Regions from separate parts of the Homo sapiens genome. Here region 2 is linked to region 1. The links are chromatin loops, found by intact Hi-C in ENCODE. Cell type or tissue: K562. All regions are shown on one strand. Region 1 has its middle 65 kb from the start of ARL8B. Region 2 overlaps ITPR1 (inositol 1,4,5-trisphosphate receptor type 1).

Region 1 (2,500 bases):
AGAGTCATGCTTGAAGATTTTCATACTGAAATACATGTTGTTGTACTATAAGTTATTTTCATTTATTTCTCCTTCATATGACAGCCAGGACTTTATATTTATTTTTAGATATTATGTGTATCAGTAGATTTTACTATCTATCAGGTTCAATTCAGGGTAGCAAAGGCAATGCTACAAAAACATTTCTCTTAAGAAATTGGCTGGGTGCAGTGGCTCATGCCTATAATGCCAACAGTTTGGGAGGCAGAGACGGGTGGATCACTGAAGGTCAGGAGTTCGAGACCAGCCTAGCCAACATGGTGAAACTCCGTCTCTACTAAAAATATAAAAATTAGCTGGGCGTGGTGGCGCATGCCTATATTCCCAGCTGAGGCAGGAGAATTGCTTGAACCCAGGAGGCAGAGGTTGCAGTGAGCTGAGATCGCACCACTGCTCTCCAGCCTGGGCAACAGAGTGAGACTCTGTCTCAAAAAAAAAAAAAAAAAAAAAAAAAAAAGAAAGAAAAAAAAAGAAATAGGGACTGTGGCCAGACTAAAAACCAGAGTTTTAAGGAAATGAAATTACTCTTTTTTGCAGACATTTGTGCAGGTAAAAAACTTATTTTTTGAACCTAGATCCTAACTCTTTTTTCAATATAAACACAAACATCAAGCACTACTGTCGCCACTGCACTCCAGCCTGGGCGACAGAGCGAGACTTTGTCTAAAAAACAAACAAACAAACAAAAAAAGAACTTGAAGCCATATTTTTTTTGGTGCTGGAATTTATACACGAAAATACAGGACGATCCCATCAAAGCTTGCTTGGCAATCCATGTGGAAGCATGGAGACCAAATCAGAGGCATTGCCAGTGTCCAGGCAGGAGAGGATGGCAGCTTGGATGACGGAGGTGCTGTGGAGATGGGGAGAAATAAGTGGATTTAAGATGTCTTGTGGAGGTAGAACCAATAGGATTTGCTGATGGAGTGATGCATGCGTGTGTGTGCGCGCATGTGTGTGTGTGTGTCTGTGTTACAATGGGATCACTAAAGCGTCACACCTAGGATTCATGCCTGAGAAACTATGTGGAGGGTAATCCTATTTATAGAAATACGGAAGATGGCAAAGAACAAATTTGGCAGGCAGAGGGGTCAGGGAAGTGAGAGTTCCTTTTTGGTTAAATTCCTTCTGAAAAGCATATTTGACACTTAAGTGGGGTGTCAAGTAGGCAGTTGTAGTTCCAGGGATGAGTTTAGTCTGGAGGTGTATTAATATATTTCAAAGTAATCAACATATAGGTATATTTAAAGCCGTGGGAGCAGACATTGGATGGTGGCTGTATTTTCCAGTTTTTAAACACCTTTATTGCAAAGGTTTTTGAGCGATGAGAAAAAGAACTTAAAGAAAGGAAAGGGAGAGAAAGAATGCACCAGTCTATATTACACATAGTCTACGTCTTGCAACAAAACAAGTTTTTGGTGTCTGCAAGCAGCTCTTAGCAGAGCCTTGAGTACATGTCTATGAGATACGGGGCATGCACACCACCTGCTGGTCATTTCTTCGCATTTTCTAACACACCCTTCAGGGCAGAAAGAAGTTTCTAGTTTGTCAAAAGTATGAACTGGGCGGGGCACTGTGTGGCTCATGCCTGTAATCCCAGAACTTTGGGAGGCCGAGGCAGGGGGAATCACTTGAGCCCAGTAGTTCTAGATCAGCCTGGGCAACATGGTGAGACCCCCTTCTCTACAAAAAGTAATGATAAAAAAAAAAATAGCCAGGTGTGGTGGTGTGCTCCTGTAGTCCTAGCTACTTGGGAGGCTGAAGTGGGAGGATCGCTTGAGCCCAGGAGGCAGAGGCTGCAGTGAGCCGTAATGGCACCACTGCAATCCAGGCTGGGTGACAGGATGAGACCCTGTCTGAAAAAAGCAAAAGCAAATGAAATATGTGTTTGAATAGACACCCAGTGGAATCAGTAGAACATTCTGCCTGCACCCCTCCACCCATCACTAAATTTTTCATTAATCTACTGCTGTGAATTCAAAAGGGAAAACAGGGAATATGCATTAGTAGCACAGGTCTGGCTGTCTTAGAAACATTCTGTTTGGAATGAATCAGACAATGTGGTGTTTTGTATTTTCCCCCTCTCTCTGAGATGGGAGACTGTATCAGCTTATGGGAAGAAAGTCATCCCAGTCAATGAATAATCAAAGGCAAAGCCAACCAGATGATAAATCTTGGCCTTCATCCTGAGAAGCCACCCACTAAGCAAAGTTGAATAAATCTGTTCAGGCTTAGCATATTTTTCAGGGCAATTGGTTGCAGTTTTCTCAGACTCTTTGATTGGCTAACCTTATCTTGGGCCAATTCCAAGCTAATAAAACAGAGAATGAAGTAAGTTCTGATTGTGGCTTAAGTTTCAGGGAGGAGACCATAGCATTAGCTTTGACAGTATTGGGAACAGAGAAAAATGTTTGTTCATGCCTTTCTATCCTGAATGCTGAGAACATCTGGGCTTCTGTTA
Region 2 (2,500 bases), 400 kb before region 1:
TGGTTCTTGTCCTTGCACCTTCTTTATTTCAAGAGAAGGAGCTGCCTCTGTGTGGCCAACATCTGGTGGTCTCCATGCTGCCGTCTGTGGTGACATGGAGGAAATCTTACCTCTGAGATTAGGCAAGCTGTGGATCCTTTCGGTGAGCGCTGATGTCCAAGTGAACTTTGTGCTCTGGCGGGTAGAGGGCTGCTCTCCTGGCCTCCTGGTACAGGAGGGAAGACTGGCATTTATGGTGCAGGAGGAAGAGTGCAGTTTAAATACCAGACCTACCATTTATGAGCTGCTGTGTGACCTTGGACAAGTTACTTGCCCTCTCTGAGCCTCAATTCCTTCATCTATACAAGTGGCATTTTTCAGGTTCTCCCAGATCATTAGCATTTTTAGTGCCTTTGCGTCCACCAGGTTGTCTGGGCTGCACAGCAGTGTATAAAAGGAGTTAGGGTGGGTTTTAGGATCTTCCTGGTACAGAGGAGGAAGCAGCCGTTGAGAGTGGTCCAGACTCATCCCCCATCTCAGGCTCCCTCAGAGTTCAGTGGTCTTTTGACGTTTTCGTGCTTTTTGGCGTCAGAGAGGCGGATGTGCCAGCAGCCTTGGGTGCAGATCTAGACTGCATCACTCTGGCTACTTCGATGTTGATTGGGGGTGGGCTGCTTGCAGAGGAGGGGTGCATGGAGAGGGGATCTTACCCGACGCCCACACGGCCAACAGCACAGATCTGCCCGGTGGCAAGGTGTTAGTACTGGGAGGACCCCACCCCCCTCATACTCTTCTTGGTTTGGAAACTTGGATGGAAAACCTCGAATTTTTTTGAGTTGATTGGTTTCCCTAAGAACAGCTTCAGTGCCTGTGGTTTTTGCCTCGGACCTCACTTGGCTTTGTTGTGCTCGTCCTTCTAAATTCAGCACCCTGAAGACACTTGCTTGGTGCCAGAGGGAGAAAAAGGACCACCAGAGGCTCCCGCTCCTCTGCCAGGCTTCTGCACATGTGCCTTTCTTTCCACTAGGTGGCAAGCGCCGACTGCACAATGAAAGGATGTCAGGACGCTGCCTCTCAGTCACTTTTCCAGACACAGTGGACGTAATGCAATTGTGATTTTCCTCTCAACTCCCACAGGTCTCTGAAACTTAACTGCCAGCCTGTAGCTGAGTCCTGTGTCTCAAACCATAGCCAGGTCAGAGTTTATTTTGAAAGTGGCATGTGGAGTAATATGCCAGATGGTTCGGAGAGAACAAATGTTGCTCAAAGTTCTTACTCCTAAACTGCAGTTGTAGAAGTGTTCTGTCACTGTCCAGGTAATTCTTCCTTTAGCGTAGATAGAATAAAGGGTCTGGGGTTTGTGCAAGTAAAGGGATGAGCAATTAGAGGAGAAATTGTGAGAAAGGGAAGAGATACAGGTTTTGGATATTAAAAGAACCTTTTTTAAAAAAACACACATAGAGGTTGGGGGCCGCAGCTGAACTAACAGGCTATTGCCCTGTGCTCCTGCATTTCAGGCCCCGTAAGAGTTAGATTCTCCCAGGCTCTCTCCTTTGCCTTTGATTTGATTTCCGTTTCTTGATTCTTTTGTTTTCCTGGTGAAGTCTCCTTCCTCTCTGTCTGGAAAGGGGGCAGAGCTTCAGCCTAAGAAAAGCAGGCTGTAGTGACAAAGAAAATGTGCTTCCTCAATAGATGCAGGTGGAGGCTGTCATCCTGCAAGGATGTTAGACATGGAAAATCACGCGATGTAGAGTTGCCGGGCTGAGCGCGAGCTGGCCAGTCTCTTCTGAGCAGACTCCTTGTCTAAGCCCCCTCCTTGAATATCTGTAGGCAGATGGGCTTTGGAGCCTAGAATATGCTTTTTTAGTTTCTCAGGAAAGTTTTCATCATTGTTCCTCAGCCTTCGCTATCAGAGATTTTCTTCGCTCTCAGCCAAATCCCTGATGTCTCAGGAGAGGCCCGTCTTCCCTGACCTGTCATCAGCAGCCCTCTCAATTAATGCTGGACATCTTTTTCAGGGCTACGCTGACTTCTCAAATATTTCTTTTGGCTGCGTTGGGGTTGCTGCTTACGAACACTTGGATTCAGGTTTATTTTGTTTTAGTTTTTCTCCTGGGAAGTTGCTATATCATATTGTGAGTAGACAATTATCACTGTAGATGAATCCAGCTGCCCACAACCAAATCTGCAGGATGAGTTTCCTCAACATCCCCTCTCCCCTAGCTCCTGCGGATGGATGTACCTAGAGTTTTTTTTTTGTTTTTTTTTTTTAATCATCTGGAGCACTCCTTCCACGGTCATCTCTTAGTGTAACTGCACGTTTTTGAAAGATTTTTTTTTTTTTTTTGAGACAGAGTCTCACTCTGTCGTCTAGGCTGAAATGCGGTGGCGCGATCTCAGCTCACTGCAACTTCTGCCGCCCAGGTTCAAGTGATTCTTCTGTTTCAGCTTCCCAAGTAGCTGGGATTACAGGCGCCTGCCACCACGCCCAGCTAATTTTTGTATTTTTAGTATTGACGGG

What was found. Hi-C counts contacts between places; a loop is a spot of excess contacts. Peaks named below come from ENCODE experiments on the same cell type or tissue, not always from the same donor. Only the 100,000 strongest peaks of a DNase experiment are listed, where the experiment ranks them.
Region 2: it touches region 1 in a loop (13-fold over the local background); 51 of 110 quality-filtered maps call a loop at or near these places.

What each region holds. Positions count from the first base shown.
Region 1 is chr3:5,056,452-5,058,951 of GRCh38, forward strand. No RefSeq gene overlaps it. Among named protein-coding and RNA genes, the nearest start is that of ARL8B, 65 kb to the right of the region's middle. In K562, a CTCF peak has its summit at 1,519 (motif pointing left); a DNase peak (open chromatin) is centred at 1,510.
Region 2 is chr3:4,655,160-4,657,659 of GRCh38, forward strand. All of the region lies in intron 12 of ITPR1 (inositol 1,4,5-trisphosphate receptor type 1), which reads left to right. Among named protein-coding and RNA genes, the nearest start is that of EGOT, 95 kb to the right of the region's middle. In K562, a CTCF peak has its summit at 999 (motif pointing right); a DNase peak (open chromatin) is centred at 992.